Linked DNA regions of Homo sapiens: region 2 is linked to region 1. A link is an interaction called in ENCODE POLR2A ChIA-PET data of the cell type or tissue named here. Cell type or tissue: Panc1. All regions are shown on one strand. Each heading gives the region's core, and the rest is flanking DNA. Links, peaks and the distances in the headings are about the cores only. Region 1 holds the start of LOC107984390 (a long non-coding RNA gene). Region 2 overlaps TTC12-DT (TTC12 divergent transcript).

Region 1 (10,016 bases), core at 684-8,683:
GTTCTTAAAATGCTACATGCTGATAGTAGATGAGAAATTTTTACATTTACCACATCAATTCTTTCTTGTCAACAAGCATCTATCTATAAATGGTTGTAAAGTAATTGTAGCAAACTCTTTCAAAATATTCCATATTTGTGCTCTAACAGCAAACAATAAATATAGCTACTTTGACTAGATGGTAAGCTCCGTGAAGGTAGTGATATTTCATTCATCTCTGGGTGCTCAAGGATTAGATAGGGAATGGCACCAAGGAGACATTCAGTAAATGGGGTTTGATTGGATAAACAAGACAACTGGCAGATTTGCCAACACAGGTTAACCACAACCTTTTACACTGTCCTAGCCCTACACAACCTTCAAAGCCTTCTTGCTACTTTACTTGGTCTTCCCACCTTTTCCGCAAGTTAAACAGGCGACATATTATTAGTTCCATTATGCAAAGGAGAAAATAGAAACTCAGCAAAGTCCAGTGACTTAGCTGGGCTGGTCAACAAGCACCGGAATCCAGGTTAGAACCCAGACTTGCCAGCTCCTGGGGAAACACCCTCCCCTCCTCCTCACGCAGCCCCCCCGCCCTGCCCCACTCCACCGAATGCCTCCACACACTGAACAGCCAGTACCTGCTCAACAGGCTCCAGAACACCCACAACTGACTCCCATACCTTCTCCGCTGTTTCATGAGCACCTCTATGTGATTTAGTTTAATGCAGACCTCTCCAAAATGCATCTGGACTCACAGCCCAGCTCCTCTTCCACAGCTTTTCCTTGACCCTGCACATCCCTTTTTTCCTAATTAGCTTTGGCTTACCTTAGTTTTCACTGAAGTCTGCCCTGCGAGAGTTCTGGAGTACGGTGTATTTGTACACTAGAGTTTTTTTTGGTGTTTATCGACATTAATTTCTAGGAGGCTATGTGAGTGGGGATGATAATGAATCACTCTGGGTACTTTTCCGCAGAGAATGAGCCCAGGGACCACCATGGTGGCTGGGCTGATGCGGACGTGGAGCTCCCTGAAATGTAATCAGGGGATGCTTTACAGTGCTTTAGGGAAGTAGGGACTCACAGGAGAGAGGTCTGTTTCTGTCATCTTGCCTTTTTGTCTCACTCCAACGGTTAGGAGTAACCATCAATACCCATGGAGACCAGATGGGAGAAGCCCTTCCTGCTCCGGGCTGCTCACTTTAGAGGGCCCGCCCCCCGCAGGGCCAAGACCAGAGTGAGGCAGGAGCCAGCCTGCCTTTGTATGACCCTGAGAGTGATGCCTCCTTCAATTTTGCACTGAGGCACGTCACCTGCCTCACCCTAGTCCCAGCCCTGCTGTCCTGGCCCTTCTTTGACCAGACCCACCGTAAGGGGAGAATTTGCAATGTTGACGTCCTGTGCCTACCCAGACCTGCGTCTCTCTCTCTCTAGATCCTGAAATTCCCAAGGTCCCTGAGCCCGCTTCCAGAGGCTGCACAGGTACCCCTGCTGGGCATACCCCTAAGCAGGATGGAGTGTCTGCACGGCTGTGCAGACAGCCCTTAGCTGAGGGCGTGGGGAGAAAAGGTGGCCAGAAGCCTACTCTCTTCATCAACCAAGCTCCAGGACAGAATCCAAAAATTCAAGGATTCAAAATTTGGATCTGACCTTCCATATTTTTATATGGTCTATTTTTTATGGTAGGAAGATAGAACGTTTTTAGTTTAACAGTGTGTTAGGGTGATGTATTACTCTGAACTATTTAGACATGTGGTATACGGGCCTCTATCCACACTCTTGTCTGGACCCCATAAATGTGAGCCTGGAGGAGTCTTGAGAGAGGATGACCCAAACGTCAGAAGACTCTGTGGAGAAATGACCCCTACACACACACCTACTACTATAGGTCTCTATTGCTTGTATAGGACCATTGCAATGAATTCTTTGTCGGATTTATGATCCTGCCTGCCAGGTAAAGTGTCCAGGTGGTATGTAAGCATGTGTATGAGGGGATAGGCTTAACATGGTCACTCACGAAGGATGAGCCATTTTTGCTGAGGATGAAGCATGGTCATTTGCAAGAGAATTTCCCTGACATTGTCCATTGAAGGAGGCAGCTAAACATGGTGGGGCCCTGCACATGGAAAGTGGCTAGAATCAGATCTGTCCCTCTCACAATTAGGGGAGCAGCTCTGCAGAGTCTTACCTCGGCGTCCTTACACTTCCTCCCTTCAGTCGAGCACAGTGACACATCTATAATCCCAGCACATTGGGAGGCCGAGGCAAGCGGATCATTTTAGGTCAGAAGTTCGAGTCCCTCCCTTTCTCCACTTCCTTCAGGCCCTTCAAGCTTCCCACAAAATCAACATACACGCATGCACATGGATCCTGTGATCTCTCAGAGCCTCCCAAGCCCCCAGGCTTTCCACTCTCCTGCTACCTTCCGCCACCAGTTTTGACCCATTAGGATTGACATCATGCAAATTGAGGCCCATCTTTTGGTGGCCCCAGGGACAGTACAATGTCACCAAAACATGGGCTGTACAGCCTTAGACACACATGCAGGGGTAACATACCTGCAATGTCATCTTCAGCTGCAAGGTTCCAAGTCTCAGCCACCACCCAGGCCCACCCAGGCAGGCTAGGCCGTGATAAAAGTTATTTCTGGATTGCGTCCATTATCAGGAGCAGGAGTGACAGACGAGCTCAGCTGGAGCCCTTTCTTCTGGGATCCTCACTGGTAACACACCCTGTCGGGCCCACCATGTGCCGCTGGGTTTGGAGATACTTGGACCCCAGCTGCCTGCCGATGGTTCTGCTAGCCCAAAACTTTGTTCACTGTCCCACCTCATGTGGGAAAAGGCTGGTGGCTGGTGGGGACACTCTGGCCCCTGATGGTTGGGGAGGAGTTGGTCTAAATCCACTCCTCCCAGCCTCACCTTCGCCCTCCACCACCCACCTGGGTCCCTCCAGAAAACTTTGCAAGGTCTGACTTTCTGCCTGGGCCTCAGCAGTCCTCTCAACTGTTCCAGCCCCCTCCTGGATCCACTATACAAATACAGGCTCACTGCCAAGAAGTGAGAACAATAAATCTTCCCTCATTCTTTTATTCATGTCCTCACCTCTGCAGGGACTGCTGAGGAAAAACAAACCCCACAAAATCCCTGTGGGCTCTGGCAGTCTGGCAGTCTCTTCTTTGCTCCTCTCTGATGATCTTTGGAAGGCAGAGGCCAGGAGAAGAAGCCCATCCAGCTCCCGTACGGGCGGCAGGCCCTTCTCTTCCTCCTCCTGAGTGGGCTCAACCACTCGAAGCCAGCACCTATAACATGCTGAGCCCGCACCGGGCTCTAGGAACCAGAAATCAGAGTGACCAGGGGAAACTGGGACATCGATATGCATGGCTTGCCGGAGTAACACTACACCTGACTCACCTTCCTAGCCTCCCGCAAATTGCCAGAGAAGTTCTGGGCCTAGGAGGGCCAGGCTGTTTGCGCAAAACATTAGGTAAGGTGAGGGAGGGCTGCCCTGGCTGCAGGCTCAGAAGCTACCACAGGGAAGTGGCAACCAGGGAAGCTGCAGGCCCTGAGGAAGGAGGGGCTCTCTCCTTAAGGGCCTCCAGGGCAAGGCAGCATCTGCTGGTGTCACAGCCTTTGCAAAACAGTTCAGACCTTGAGAATTCCCAGGACCTTCCTCCTCCAACTCTGTGCACCAGGGAGTGCTTCCTCAAACTGAGGAAGGATAGTAGGATTCGGGGATGCACTGAATTTTGCAGAACTCCATTTATACAGAAGAGATGCATTAGACTTAGGGTGAGCCACTGTCCTAGTTTGTCCAGGACTGAAAAGTTTCCCAGGACATAAGCTTTTCAGTGCTAAAACCAGGACAGTCCTGGGCCAACTTGGAAGATGGGTCACCCTAACAGAGGGGCTGTGGGAAAACCGATCCTCCCTCCCTGAGCCTGGCATGTGGCTGGGTCCAGAGCAGGGTTTGGATCCCAGATGTTTTCTAGCGGTTCTGCTAACCCACAACTTTCCTCACTATTCTAGGCATGAAGAAAGGCTGGAGGAAGGAGTGGGTCCTCATGGCCAGCTTAGGAGCTGTCAAGGAAAACAGAAAGAAGGAAAGCGTTCACGGTCTTCGTGGTAGAGAGGAAATTCCTTTGGCTGCCTTTGCGGAGCTGGGGCCCATGAGGCTTCAGACAGAGCCTGGGGTATCAGAAAGTGAGCTGGAGAGCACCTAAAAAACTGCCAGATTGAGGGGCTCAACCTTTCCTTGAATCCTTGCCCAGGGTACAAATGCTAGGTACAGCAACATGGCGAAAGCTGCCTTCCAAGTCTTTTGCCCAGTTTCTATTGCTCCCATGGACCCAGAGGGCTCCCAGGGACGGCAGCCTTGCAGTGCTGTGAAGCTATAGCAAGCTGACTTCTGTAGATCTGTCCCAGGGAACAGGCTGCTCCTAAAGGTTATCCAAACTGGAAGTGGTGGGCAGACATCTCAAGAGGCAAAAGAAGTTTGAGTTAAAGCTGGTCTAACAAGGCAGATCCCGTGGAGACCATCTTGCCCAGACTTCTAAGTTGACAGATGAGAGACCAAAATCCAGGGAGACTGAGTCACCTGCTCGAGCAGCACATTCCCACGTGGGATGTGATGGGACTCTGCATCTAGAACCATTGTTTCCTACTATCAGATGTCACAGCCAGAGGTTCCTTGGAAGGGAGAAAGCTCCGAGATGATGCCAGCCTTTTGCAAGTCTCTGCCTTCCTGGAGCCCACGTGCTGTTCTGGGAGAGGCTAAGTAGCAAGGACTCTGTGCCTCTGCAGCCACGATTTCTCTCTCCATTCTGTTTGATTCCCCAGCTTGGTTCCCTCCAGCACCACCTCCAGGTGAAAGCCTCCACAGATCCCCCTGGAGTGCTCCACCCTGGGGAGACTCCGAGCAGGCAGGCCTGCTTGGCCTCTCTCTTTCCCAGCCTTGAATGTATGAGAGAGACCAGCCTCAGCCCTCAGGAGTAGGAAGCTGCTGCCTACCTACTTCCTTACGAACCTGCCTAGAGGTGGAGGGATTTAACACACAGTTGAAAAAGTCATTAACAACACCTGGCTCTGATTAGTTTAGTAGGAAACAGAGTCCTGAGGGTGCGGCACACCCTGAGTGTTCACTGCAGCATGTCTGCTAGGGAGGTATAGATGGGGCTCAGGCCCAGGATGCTGGACTGGAAAGTGGGGGCAGGTGAAGGTAGGTTTTCCTTTGAGTAGCTGTGGAGCAGCAAGAGGGTCCTGAGAGCATGGCCAGGAGACGGCAGAGTAGAGAGGAGAGAAGAAGCATCAGAGGGACTTGGGAAAACATCTGACAGCTACCAAACCAGTTCTAAGCATTTATAGCATTTCCAGTTTTGTCCTATTGTGGGTGAGCCAAGCACCTCCAAAAAGAAAATATAAGAAAGAGCCTGAGAAATGTTCCTGAGGAATGGCAGGGCCGCCCCTTGTTCCCAGAAACCCTTTTAGGAAAAGCACGACTCCACAGAAGGTGTCAGGAGGGGAGAACCTGAATCTGATGCTAGAGGGATGCTGAACCCTCTAGCATCCTTGAGACCCCACAAGCACACAGAAGAAGAGGGAAGGGATCTGCACCCATCATGGCAGCCAGGAATGACCCTCTTGGAACATCTCAGGAGGCTCGAAAGCTCTGCCCAAGCAGGTGGGATGCTGAATCCTACCGGAGGAAGGCAGAGGTTTCCCACATACAGAATTACTCTGACTTCTGTAACAACAGGCTCTTGGAACTCCCTGAGCAATTACTACCTCCCCACTCAGCTCTCTGCCTGGCTGGCTACTAGTAATTTATTGCAAATAAGTCTCATTTCTCCAATAAGACAGTCGGCTTTTCTACCTCCGAATTCCCTACAGAGCTTAAGATAGCTGGGAACCCAGCTGGTCCTCATTAAGGCCCTTCTGAACCCGAATCTTCCCAACCTTCCTGGCCCCACCTCCACCCCTTCATTCCAGGAGCAGGCTCAGGGGAACGGAGCTGGCCAGGCCACTCGCTTCCCTTCCCTTTCCAAAGAGCTGGACTGGCAGATGCTAATAAGGAAAGTGAGAGATTCTGCATCTGCAGATCTGACTGGTAGCCTGGCCAAAGAGAACAAGAACTTCTGTATAGGTAAGCAAGGAATCTTTATTAGCAAATTCTCTAATTAGGGTACCCTTTATAGCTCTCCTATAGGAGATATTCATTTGTAAGTTTTAGTCAAGACCGTGAATCTCAGGGAGAACTGAAAATTTCTAAGAATATTGTTGAGAAGGGTCTTTGGCAGGAGCCTCTTAAATTCCTGGGTTTTGGTTCCTTCATCTATAAAAAAGTAGGTGTGGGAGGCCGGGTGTGGTGGCTCACGGCTGTAATCCCAGCACTTTGGGAGACCAAGGCAGGTGGATCGCTTGAGGCCAGGAATTCAAGACCAGCCTGGCCAACATGGCGAAACCCCATCTCTACTAAAAAAAAAAGTACAAAAAAAATTAGCCAGGCTTGGTGGTGCACACCTGTAGTCCCAGCCACTCAGGAGGCTGAGGCATGAGAATCGCTTGAACCTGGGAGGCAGAAATTGCAGTGAACCAAGATCATGCCACTGCACTCTAGCCTGGGTGACAGAGTAAGATTGTCTCAAAAAAAAAAAAAAAAAGGTAGGTGTGCCAAGGCATTACTATAAGCAGGTGACTTACACCAGGTGACCTGAGCAAGTACCTTCCAATTCTATTCTTCTGTGCAATACTGGACCATCTCATTCATTCATGTGCATGACAGTAATGTGGATTTAGAGTAAAAAGACCCACGGTTGACATCCTGGCTCTAGTGCTTACCAGCTGGGTGGTCTTGGGGGAGTCACTTAATCTCTCTGAATTAATTTTCTTATCTGGAAAATGAGGACAATAATAATAACATCTGCACCACATAGATTTGTGAGCTCCCACATATGGGCATGTTTTCTAAACTGTAAAACACTATTCAAATGTTACTGAGTATTGAAAGACCTTGATGGCTGTAATTTTTTTAAACTTCCCTTTAAATATGCAAATGATTATGATTGACATCAGAAACACAAAAAAGATCACAGCTGCTGGATTTGCTGTTAACTTATCCCTGCCCAGGGGGATCTACTACCCCATCAGTGCCTCCTGAGGCAGGGACTTAAGGGAGCTGGGCAGTAAATGTTGATCCCAGGGTAGAGGCTGAAGGTCTGACCTCCAGGGACACAGGGCGAGGCTATTTTGCCATTCAGCAGAACTTCTCCCACGTTGCTTCTACAGTTTGACAGCAGACTCCCAGCAACTACTTCCCTGGTTAATAAACTGGCAGTAAATTGAAACCTTCATTTTCTAGTGCACTTCATGTAAAGGGAGCAGACCCTCTAGAAATGAGTAATCATTTGTACAACTCCTCAAAAAATATGCTGATAAACTCACAAAGTTCTGTTATTGCTAAACACTAGTTGCATTTCCTTGGGTAAGCACCATAAAAAATTCACTGCAGTTTTTAGAAAGAAGATGCCAGTCACATTTTAACTGCTAGAGAGGAGAGAGTTGGGGAGAGGCTTACCCAAGGAAATGCTAACTGGGCATAAAACTCAAAAAGAGAGGCCAAGTCAAAGGCCCAGTTCCAAAACAAGAGCTAAGAAGGAGAGATGGGTCCAGGTGCGGTGGCTCACACCTGTAATACCAGCACTTTGGGAGGGCGAGGCAGATGGATCACCTGAGGTCAGGAGTTCGAGACCAGCCTGGCCAACGTGGTGAAATCCCGTCTGTACTAAAAATACAAAAAATTAACCAGGCATGGTGGCTGCAGTATGCCTGTAATCCCCGCTGCTCGGGAGGCTGAGGCAGGAGAATTGCCTGAACCCGGGAGGCAGAGGTTGCAGTGAGCCAAGATGGCACCACTGCACTCCGGCCTGAGTGACAGAGCAAGACTTCGTCTCAAAAAAAAAAAAAAAAAAAAAAAAAGGGGAGAGAGAAGGAGAGATGGGCCTTGCAGGGAAACCAGACCTTCCCAAGAGAGCATTGACTTAAGTGCTTCTCAGACTCAAGATCTCAGAGCACCTGGATGGCTAAGGCTTTTCATTGCAGATCATGACATGTAGATTTTTTTTTTTTTTTTTTTGAGACAGAGTCTCACTCTGTCACCCAGGCTGGAGTGCGGCTCGGCTCACTGCCATCTCTGCCTCCCAGGTTCACGCCATTCTCCTGCCTCAGCCTCCCGAGTAGCTGGGACTACAAGGCGCCCGCCACCATGCCTGGCTAATTTTTTGTATTTTTAGTACAGATGGGGTTTCACTGTGTTAGCCAGGATGGTCTCGATCTCCTGACCTCGTGATCTGCCGGCCTCGGCCTCCCAAAGTGCTGGGATTACAGGGGTGAGCCACCGCGCCCAGCCAACATATAGATTTAACAAATTTAAAGAATTAAACAAACCCCATTTCTACAAAAGATACAAAAGAAGAATTAGCCGTGTGTGGTGGCATGCACCTGTAGTCCCAGCTACCAGAGAGGTTGAGGTGGCAGGCACTGAGCCCACAACATCGAGGCTGCAGTGAGCAGAGATGGTGCCACTGCACTCCAGCCTGGGCAAAACAAATAAGCACAAACCAAAATTCTCAAGTAGATGAACAGGAGTCAGCACCAAAGCTTCAATATGTATAGAAGATAGAAGGAAAATTGTAATTCTACCCTGTAATATGTGTTTGTGTCTGTCTGTCTGTCTGTCTGTCTTTGTGCGAGTGAGAGAGAGGAGACAGAGAAAACTGGACCAAGACCATATATCACTTTAATAACAGAACTCCTTGGACCAGTTCACAGAACTGTCATTTAAAACCAATGTCCTAGACCAACTCCAACCTTCTTGTTTTCCAGTGTACCCACCCCACACAGGGCCAGCCACAGCCAGGTGAGAACAGGAAGGGGAGTGGAGAGGGAGAGTGGAGAGGGTCCTGACTCCCATAGGCTTCATCTGGGCTGGCCCAGCCTTGACCCCATCTGCCCAGGAGCCTCTCAGCCATGGAGTCCTCTAGGGAGGCACTTAGCCCACCTAGAGCACAGGAAAAAGGTGGGACGGGGGGCACCTCCCAGCACCCTCCCAAAAGACTCACACAGGGGCAGGGAGGGGAGAGGGCAGAAGGGCAGGCTTCCTGCTGCTTCTAGCAGCCTCTTCATCTCCAGCTCCTACCTCTCTCCTCCCCCTCATCCCTCAGCAACCACAGCATGCCCAACCAAGTCCCAGCCTCTCTTCTGTCATTGAGTCTCTAGTGAGAAAGAGGACTCTGAAATCAGGGCCCAAGAGGAGAGACCTGTTGGCTGGGTGGCTGGCCAGTGGGTAGTGACTGTTCCTCACACACAGTAGTAGGAGGTCCATGCGTTCTGTGTCGGAGGCTACTGCCTCTCCTCCATTAGTGGAGCTGCTGGAGGCCCCAGGAAGCATGAGGCAGTGGTGTGCAGTGAGACTGGAGGAAACAGCAGGACTCAGAGGAGGGAGTCCTAGACCAAAAGGGAAAGGAACTGATTCACAGCATGGCTCTACACTAGCCAAGCGACTTTTATTTTAGTAAATCACTTAACCATGCAGGGCCTTGATTTTCACTTCTATCAAATGAGGCTAAAAATATCTGCTGCTCAAGATTTTTTGTAAGATTTCTTTGAGAAGATCAATACATACATTCCCTGTAAACTCCGAATGTATTATCTACCAACCCCCACCCCTGCCCAACCTTAGAGGAAGATGCTTTTCATGATCATGCCCTAAATTTGTAAAATACTTTAGGTAAATAATGTTTTTGTTTTGTTTTGTTTTTGAGACAGAGTCCTGCTCTGTCGCCCAGCCTGGAGTGCAGTGGCACGATCTCAGCTCACTGGAACCTCCGCCTCCCAGGTTTAAGCGATTCTCCTGCCTCAACCTCCCAAGTAGCTGGGTGCGTGCCACCATGCCCAGCTAACTTTTGTATTTTTAGTATAGACAGGGTTTCACCATGTTGGTCAGGCTGGTCTCGAACTCCTGACCTCGTGATCCGCCCA
Region 2 (10,016 bases), core at 1,018-9,017, 380 kb before region 1:
TGGGGGGGATTTCATACCAGGGATGCAGGGATGGTTTAACATATACAAGTCAATAAATGTGATGCATCATAGAAATAGAATTAAAAACAAAAATCATATGATCATGTCAATAGATGCAGAAAAAGCACTGACAAAATCCAGCATCCCTTTATGATTAAAACTCTCAGCAAAATTGGCACAGAAGGGACTTACCTCAAGGTAATAAAAGCCATCTATGACAAACACACAGCCTATATACCAAACAGGAAAAAGTTGAACACATTCTGCCTGAGAACTGGAACAAAACAATGACACCCACTTTCACCACTTCTATTCAACATTGTACTGGAAGTCCTAGCCGAAGCAGTCAGACAAGAGAAAGAAATAAAGGGCAACCAAATCGATAAAGAGGAAGTCAAACTTGCTGTTCACCAATTATATGATCATATACCTAGAAAACCCTAAAGACTCATTCCAAAAGCTCCTAGATCTGATCAATGAATTCAGTAAAGTTTTAGAATACAAAATGAATGTATACAAATTAGTAGCACTGCTATACACCAACAATGACCAAGATGATAATCAAATCAAGAACTCAACCCCTTTTATAATAGCTGCAAAACAACAACAACAAAAAACTTAAAATAATTAGGAATATATTTAACCAAGGAGGTGAAAGATCTCTACAAAGAAAACTATAAAACACTGAAAGAAGTCATAGATGGCACAAATGGAATCACATCCTATGCCCGTGGGTGGATAGAATCCATATTGTGAAAATGACCATACTGCCAAAAGCAATCTGTAGATTCAATGCAATCTCCGTCGAAATACCATCAACATTCTTCACATAACTAGAAAAAACAATCCTACAATTCATATGAAATCCAAAAAGAGCACACATACCCAAAGCAAGACTAATTAACAAGAACAAATCTGGAGGCATCGTATTACCCGATTTCAACCTATAAGGTCATAGTCACCAAAACAGCATGGTACTGGTATAAAAATAGGCATGCAGACCAATGGAACAGAATATAGAACTCAGAAATAAAGCCAAATAGTTGTAGCCAACCGATCTTTGACAAAGCAAACAAAAACATGAAGTGGGAAAAGGACACCCTATGCAAGAAATGGTGCTTCGATAATTGGCTAGCCACATGTGAAAGAATGAAGCTGGATCCTCCTCTCTCCCCTTATACAAAAATCAACTCGGCCGGGCAGGGTGGCTCATGCCTGTAATCCCAGGACTTTGGGAGGCCGAGGTGAATGGATCACAAGGTCAGGAAATTGAGACCATCCTGGCCAACATGGTGAAAACCTGTCTCTACTAAAAATACAAAAATTAACTGGGTGTGGTGGCATGCACCTGTAGTCCCAGCTACTTGGGAGGCTGAGGCAGGAGACTCACTTGAACCAAGGAGGCGGAGGTTGCAGTGAGCCGAGATTGCGCCACTGCACTCCAACCTGGTGACAGAGCAAGACTCCATCTAAAAAAAAAAAAAAAAAAAAAAATCAACTCAAGATGGATCAAAGACTTAAATCTAAGATCTGAAACCATAAAAATTATAGAAGATATCACTGAAAAAACTATTCTACACATTGGCTTAGGCAAAGAGTTCATGAGCAAGAACCCAAAGCAAATGCAACAAAAACAAAGATAGATAGATGGGACTTAATAAACTAAAAAGCTTCTGCACAGCAAAATAAATAACCCACACAGTGGGAAAAAATATTCACAAACTATGCATCTGACAAAGAACTAAGATCCAGAACCTACAAGGAACTCAAATAAATCAGCAAAAAAACACAAATAATCTCATTGAAAAGTGGGCAAAGAACATGAATACACAATTCTCAAAAGAAGATATACAAATGGCCAACAAACATAAGAAAATATACTCAGCATCACTACCTTTATCAGGGAAGTGCAAAAAAAAAAAAAAAAAAAACCACAATGAGATACCACCTTACTCCTGCAAGAATGACCATAATTAAACAATAAAAAAAAAAATAGATGTTGGCATGGATGTGGTAAAAAGTGAACACATTTACACTGCTGGTGGGAATCTAAACTAGTACAACCATTATGGAAAAAAGTATGGAGATTCCTTTAAAAACTAAAAGCATAACTAACATTTGATCCAGTAACTCCACTACTGGGTATCTACCTAGAGGAAAAGAAGTAATTATATGAAAAAGATACTTGCAGATGCATGTTTACAGCACCATAATTCGCAATTGCAAAAATATGGAATCAGCCTAAATGCACATTAACCAATGAGTGAATAAAAGCTATATATATATATATATATATGCCATAGAATACTATTCAGCCACAAAAAAGGAATAAACTAATGGCATTTGCAGCAACCCGAATGGGGTTAGAGACCATTATTCTAAGTGAAGTAACTCAGGAATGGAAAACCAAATATTGTATGTTCTCACTTATAAGTGCCAGCTAAGCTATGAGGACGCAAAGGCATAAGAATGATATAATGGGCCAGACATGGCGGCTCACGCCTGTAGTCCCAGCACTTTGGAAGGCCGAGGAGGGAGAATCACTTGAGGTCAGGAGTTTGAGACCACCCTGGCCAATATGGTGAAACCCTGTTTCTACTAAAAAATAACAAAAATTAGCCAGGCATGGTGGCAGGTGCCTGAAGTTGCAGCTACTCAGGAGGCTGAGGCAGGAGAATTGCTTGAACTTGGGATGCAGAGGTTGCAGTGAGCCAAGATTGTGCCACTGCATCCAGACTGGGTGACAGAACGAGACTCCGTCTCAAAAAAAAAGAGAATGATATAATGGGCTTTGGTGACTTGTGAGGGAAGGTTGGGAGGGGCGTGAGGGATAAAAACTACACATTGGGTACAGTGTATGCTGCTCAGGTGACATATGCACCAAAATCTCAGAAATCACCACTAAAGAACTTTTCCATGCAACCAAACACTACCTGTTCTCCAAAAATTATTGAAATTTAAAAAAGGTTTTTTAATAAAATAAAAAGCTGGAAAAAAAAAACAATGAAACCAATGCTAAATTCCAGTGACAGATTGGTAACAATAAAAATACAATTTTGTTCCCAATCAAGTTCAGAGACACCCTGAATTCTATCCATGGACCCTTGGGAGGGGGTCCCTGGACCCTAAGTTAAGAACTCTTAGTTTAAAGGATACAAGATGGCAGAGACATTCTAGGGCTGTCCAAAAGGATATGCAATTTGAGGAAGGAAAAGCCAGGTGAGATAACATAGACTGTTCTTCACTGTGGTTCTGGAAGCTGGAAAGCACCAGTGTAAGTGATGAAAAGTGAAAGGGGTTCCAGGCTCTCCAATAATAAAATACACAAAAACAGTCCATTTATCACTGATTCATTTGTCAGATTATTTCTCATCTTTTAGATCAGAAAAAAATTAAGCGTGCTGATGAGGATACTGTGAAACTAGCACTCTCAAGCATTGCTGGTCATAGTTGGCAAATGGTACAAATTTGTACAAATCCATTGAGAATCTATTTGGGAATATTAACAACCATAAAAGTTTGAAATCTTGATTGAGAAACCCATTTATGAGAAGCTACCCAGAGAAAATAATCTGAGATACATAAGAAGTTTTACTTAGAGATGTTTGTTGCAGCAATATTTACATGAGCAAAACATATTAGAAACAACTAAAGCTCTAAAATGATAGCAAGTAGTCAAGTGAAGTAGAGAAATGAATAAATGGAATGCAATGTGAATATTAAATATCAGTAATGAAAACAATGCAATTACCTGGTATAGACTTTAACTAGAGACAAGACAAATATGTATCCTCTCTGAGCCTTGATTGCCTTGTCTACTAAAAGGAAGATAATAACACTATCTCCTAAGGTTGTAACTTGGTTTCATGGGATAATGTTTAAAGCTCCTATAAAGAGCCTGAGACATCAAGGGTGCTCAGAATGTGTCAGCTATTATGATTATGATGACATTATGCTATGCCAATAAAGTAAAACAAAATCGTATGTAATCCTGGTTACATCATTGCAAAAATATGTAGAAGAAAGACTGAAAGGAAATACATCAAAATGTTAATAGTACTGTTGGGGTAAGAGGTCATGAAAATTTTCTGTCTTTCTCTATATTCTAAGTTTTAATTATATACTTTAAATATGCTCTTAAACTGTTGATATAAAAGAAGCAAAGATGTGTTCTAGAAATACATATCTCAACCTTTTATAGCAATTGAGATGGGATCTATATCAGGACAGCAAGTAACTCTGGACTCCTTTAATTCTCTGTGTGCCTTCTTGTCCCCAAAACCTTGGAGGCAAAAAAAACCTCACTGCACAAAGCTGTGCATCACACAATTGTTTCCTTTCCTTTCCTTTCCTTTCCTATCCTTTCCTTTCCCTTCCTTCCCCTTCCTTCCCCTTCCCTTCCTTTCCCTTCCCTTCCTTTCCTTTCCCTCTTCTTCTCTTCTGTTTTCCTCCCTCCCTCCCTCCCTCCCTTCCTCCCTCCCTCCCTCCCTTCCTTCCTTCCTTCCTCCCTCCCTTCCTTCCTTCCTTCCTTCCGAGATGGGGTCTCAATCTGTCGTCCAGGCAGGAGTGCAGTAGCATGATCTTGGCTCACTGCAGCCTCAAACTCCTGGGCACAAGTGATCCTCTTGATTAGCTGAAACTACAGGCACATGTCACCATGCCTGACTAATTTTTTTTTTTCACTCTTTTCAGAGATGGAATCTTGCTTTGTTGCCCAGGCTGGTCTAGACCTCCTAGCTTCAAGTGATCCTCCTGCCTCAGCCTCCCAAAGTTCTGGGATTACAAGCATGACCCACTGTGCCTGGCTCTGTCTTTATAATTTCTGAGTGGTATGAATCACCCCTAAATGAATGACCAAGTACCCTAAATAAATGATGAATAAGTGTTAAACATTCTCTGGAGCCTAAATTGTTGACATCATTTAATTCACTATCCAGAGAAGTGATCACAGCAGCAGTAGCAGTCAGAGGCAGCTAGCCAGGTACGAGACACATAGTAGGTGCTCAGCAAACATTAAATAAATGCATGAATGGCTGACTGCTCGTGGGTCCCAGCCTTTCTCTGCCACAGTGGTTGTCCAGGTGCAGCCAGTCTGCCACACGGTGGCAGTGCTGTTCCACACTAGGCAGGCTTGGTGGCACCGGTTCCACCTGGCACTGAATGCCCAGTGCTTTTCTTTTTCAGGCAGAGAAGTCCTACGATCCCCAGAAAGGATCCAAAGATGACATTGATGGAGACACGCTGCCTTTCTTAATGGAGTGGGGGGCATGCCCCTCTGGCTATAGTTAAGATGTATCTTTCACCTTTGCAGGGGTGGGCCAGCCTGTGAAGTGGAGGGAGCAGTCTGTAAGGAGGCTTCTACGTTCACGAGGCGCAGCGAGGCCCAGCGAGGCCCAGAGGCTCCTGGAGTGGTCACTGATGGCAGGAGTTTAAAACAGGGCTCTCTCAAGAAAGTACATCTGAGGCAGTGTGGTGCGGTGGGGTAGCCTGAGCTCTGGTGGGACACAGACCAGGGCTCACATCTTGGCTCAGCCTCTGACAAATCACTTTACCTCTCTCACTGCATTTTCTTGTCTTTGAAATAGGAATAAGACCTTGTAAGGCTATCAAGAGCTTTAAATTAAATAATGCATGTAAAGGACTGAGCACAATGCCTGGAACATAGCAGCTCATTAAGGGCTAGTTACTATCATTACTGTTGTTGTTGTTAATAACCGTAGTGTCATTTCATTAAGTATAGAAATCTCAAGGAAGACTCTTGGCCCCTGTGGTCACACAGACTAAGTCTAACTGGATCCTGAAATTATTTCTACGTCTATGGTAGAATGCTGTTTTTTGTTTGTTTGTTTTTAGTTTTTTTCTTTCAAAAGGACATAGGTTTGGAAAAAAAATCAAATGTGACTTTTGAATTCTCTTTAGGGAGGAAAAAGACAGTGTTACATTCCTTCAGCTTCCTCCTTCTCTAAATTTTGAAGCCAAAGTTATCAAATCAATTGCAGCTCCAGCATCCATGGTGAGGGGTCTTTGTCTAATGGGCCATGTTTGTAGTTTGGTTCCTGGATTCAGGTTGACTTTGTCAACACCAATCACTCTTAGCAGGCAAAGGTGAGATCTCTTTATTCCTCATGTCCTCAGGAGAAAAAAAAATATCTCTCCTAAACTTTTATTTATTTTTGTTTTTTAGTGATGGAGTCTTGCTCTGTCGCCCACGCTGGAGTGCCGTGGCGCAATCTCGGCTCACTGCAACCTCCACCTCTTGGGTTCAAGCTCAGCCTCCTAAGTAGCTGGGACTACAGGTGTGCCTGGCTAATTGTTTTGTATTTTAGTAGAAACGGGGTTTCACCATGTTGCCCAGGCTGGTCTCGAACTCCTGGGCTCAGGCAATCCATCCGTGTCAGCCTCCCAAAGTGCTGGGATTACAGGAGTGAACCTCCGCACCTGGCTGCACCTAAGTTTTTAAAGTATGGTTGATGAGAAAAGACAAAGAGAGACAAAGACAACAAAGACAATTGTTTACACTAAAGAGAGAGCAGAGTAAAAGAGAGGGGAGACCACTTATACAATCTCCAAGTCTCAGATTTACTGTACAATCTCCAAGTCTCAGACTTACCGTGAACAAATGTTCTCCCATTTTTATTGAGAACATAAAACAAAAGTAAAACTGAAGTATCACACAAGGGATTTGGATCAGGTGGAAGTAGTCGTTGTGAAAATATGATTCATAAAGGTTCTCTAGGAGAAATATATTTGAAACGCAAGTCAGCAACAATTTAAAAGTCTGTTTCCCTCTGTGCATTTGAATATATATGAAAATACATAGACATTGACACTTAAAATGTAAATCATAACCATTGTTATTTACATATACTCATATGCGAGGTCCCTAGACTTTGCCATTGTAACAAGTGAAGAAGAAGTGTTCCGAGTGGCCGTATTAGACATGATGGGCTACATTATGCTGCGTTAACAAACAAGCCCCAAGGTTTTATGGATTATAACAAGAAAGGTCTGTTGCTCACTCATTCTACATATCCATCAAAGGTAGACAGATACCTGTCCTCCATGAACTCACTCAGGGACACCATCTGGTTGCTGGGTCGGGGGAAAGGACATGTATGGGGAGTCAAACTGGCGCTTAAAGGCTTCTGCCCATTTCACTTCTCCCAACACTGCATTGGCCAAAGCAAATCACCAGGCCATAGAGAAGTGAGATCCTACGATGCACCTGGAAGTGGGGAAATTGGAATCTTCCTGGACAGCCCAGTGGCTATCCGGGGTTTACCAGGACTTTTGACATGTTAAAGTGGTCAATCTGTCAAGTGCAAGATTTATCCTGAAAAGTATTTTGTGACTGTAACAGTGCTTATCCTCCAGGATGGACCACTCTGGGAAGGTTGAGGCAGAGAAACTATAAACACCCTTATTCCTTTTCCATCTAGAATAACATATTTGAACCTTCCTCTAAGCAGAGCAAGAGAAAAACTCACTTATTCAACAAATCTTTATTTAGCTCCAACTAAGCACCAGGGGCTGGGGATACAAAGATAAAATAAAGCAAAATCCCTACTCCCAGGAAAGGCATTGTCTAGTTACCCTGTTGGATTTAGAGAGTTGGGACTTGGAGTAAAGTTTGGGTTCGCAGAGATGTATGTGGGAGTCATCAAGATGGAAGTGACTTCTGAAGAAGCCACGAATGTCTGTGACTTCCAGCTCAACCAGGAGCAAACATGCTGCCCCCGTCTTTTGCATCCCTCCTGCCCAATAAACTCTTATCATTCCATCCCTGGGCTCTTGCCTTGTTGTGTCCCTGTTCCACACCCTTCCTATGGCTTCCATCCGGGATATAGCTGCCCCTACCCACATCTCTGGGCTCATCTTGCACCACTCTTGCCTTTCACAATGTTTCTTGCCTCTAAACTTTTGCCAGTCCTGTCCCCTCTGCCTGGAGCCGTCTACACACTCCCAGCCTGCACATTAACCAGGGAAATCCCTATTCTTGTGGGGACTTGCCTGACAGCATTTCCTTCTCCCTCCCTCTTCCTTAGGCACTAGACCTTCACTGCCCTTATCATACTGTTCTATTAATGTAATAATCTGTTTATGCATCTGTCTTACTCATTAGACTGTGGGATCCTTGAGGACAGAGGCTGTGCCCCTGGCTCATAGTATGATAATTGGTCACAGCAAACACTCCAACAACTTTTGTTGATATTTCTGTGGCAGTGAAGTATGATGAGATTATCAATAAAAGAGATGCAAGCATGAAAATATATCCCATAAGGTTGGGTGCAGTGGCTCACGTCTGTAATCCCAGCACCCTGGGAGGCTGAGGCAGATGGATCACCTGAGGTCAGAGGTCCAAGACCAGCCTGGCCAACCATGACCAATGTGGTGAAACCCCGTCTCTACTAAAAATGCAAAAATTAGCTGGGCACAGTGGCAGACACCTGTAATCCCAGCTAGTCAGGAGGCTAAGGCAGGAGAATTGCTTGAACCCAGGAGGTGGAGGTTGCAGTGAGCCAAGATCATGCCACTGCACTTCAGCCTGGGTGACAGAGCAAGACTCCATCTCAAAAAACAGAAAAAAAATTCCATAATAGGATAGTATTCCAAGTGTGTATGGGGAGATATAAAATGGAAAAATGACTTCAAGGAGAAAAAAGAATAACATAACCTTCTTAATTTCACGATCTCAGTATCAAATTGCTCCAATGTGTAAAGTTTATTGGATGAGATGCATTTAAAAATTAACATGTGTTTCATTTTAAAATATCAACATTTCTATTATGCTAGTATAACATTATTGTGCTTCATTTTAAAGTATTAACATTTCTATTGTGCTAGTATAATATTACTGTAGGGACTTATGATGAAAAATTAGATATAAACATTAAGAGAGTGTTAGTTGAATGAATGAATAAACGAAGAGTGCTTTCCTTATCAGTTAACATTAGGTTTGACTGGGAGTGACAGAAAACCCAAGATAGCAGAATCTTCAATAAAAGTCATTATATTTCCAGCAACTGAAGTATCTCCTGTTGGCGTTCAATATCTTGCTCATATAGAAATATGAAGTCGGGCAGTCCAAAGCCCTTGAGGCAGCTCCATGATCTCAGGACCCGACCTCCTTCTAGATCCTCAACACAATGCTTCTATATCATGGTCCAAAATGGCTGGCCCAGCTCCAGCCATTGGGTCCCCATTCCAATCAGCAAGGAAAAGGGCATCCTTTTGGGGACACTTCCCAGAAGTAGCACCACCACCTCTGCTTATATCTAATTGGTCAGAACTTGATCGTGTATTACACAAGGAAAGCTGGGAAACACAGTCTACTCTAGGTGTCTTGGGCCTTGCTAAAAATTGGTAGATCTGAAGAAGAGGAGAACAAATATTAAGGGACAATTATCAATTTACTCCACATCTATACTTGGATAACTCATGGGCATTTTGGACTGGATATCACAAATCTGACCTCATCTTTTCTCCAAACATTATTCTCTAATATTCTCTAGCTCAGCCAATGGAGAACCTTAATCTGGTCAAGCTGGAAACCTAATGTCATTATTGATACTTTCCTGCTGTCAATCCTCCCTCGAAAATACATCTCAAATTCATCTCTATTCCTACTGCCAGTACCCACAACAAACTCCTAACCAGTGTCCCTCTCACCTCTTTCCAGATCATTCTCTGCATTGCAGCCAGAATAACTTTCTAAGAAAAAATAAAAATCTGAGCATGTCACTTTTCTGCTAAAACCCCTGGAAGGCTGCCTATGATGCTTAGGATAAAGACCAAAAACCTTTACATGGCTTTCAAAGGCCTAATGTGATCTGGCCCTTGCTTCATCTTGCACTGCTTACCTTTTGTTCTCCATGCAGCAGACAAACTTGGTGTTCTGCTGGTTCCTCCTCCATACCAGGCTCCTTCCTGACTGCCCATGCCATTCGCTCTTTCTCCACCTCCCTCTTTAACTGTCCAATGCCCACTCACCCCCCAAGTCTCTTCTTAAACACCAC

Evidence for each region. ChIA-PET counts read pairs that join two places held together with the same protein. Peaks named below come from ENCODE experiments on the same cell type or tissue, not always from the same donor. Only the 100,000 strongest peaks of a DNase experiment are listed, where the experiment ranks them.
Region 2: POLR2A ChIA-PET joins it to region 1 with 13 read pairs; 1 of 35 experiments calls an interaction of 5 or more read pairs at or near these places.

What each region holds. Positions count from the first base shown.
Region 1 is chr11:113,678,793-113,688,808 of GRCh38, forward strand. It overlaps LOC107984390 (a long non-coding RNA gene), which reads right to left and starts at 7,718. Exons shown (of 3, transcript XR_001748391.2): 1 at 2,541-7,718. TMPRSS5 (transmembrane serine protease 5) reads right to left here. Exons shown (of 13, transcript NM_030770.4): 13 at 8,758-9,482. The coding sequence ends at 9,468. In Panc1, for the core only: no CTCF peak of the experiment used is centred there; no DNase peak of the experiment used is centred there; H3K27ac peaks cover 1,153 bases.
Region 2 is chr11:113,300,793-113,310,808 of GRCh38, forward strand. The region is part of intron 1 of TTC12-DT (TTC12 divergent transcript); the gene reads right to left. Among named protein-coding and RNA genes, the nearest start is that of TTC12-DT, 8.7 kb to the right of the region's middle. In Panc1, for the core only: a CTCF peak has its summit at 5,099 (motif pointing right); a DNase peak (open chromatin) is centred at 5,089; H3K27ac peaks cover 1,960 bases.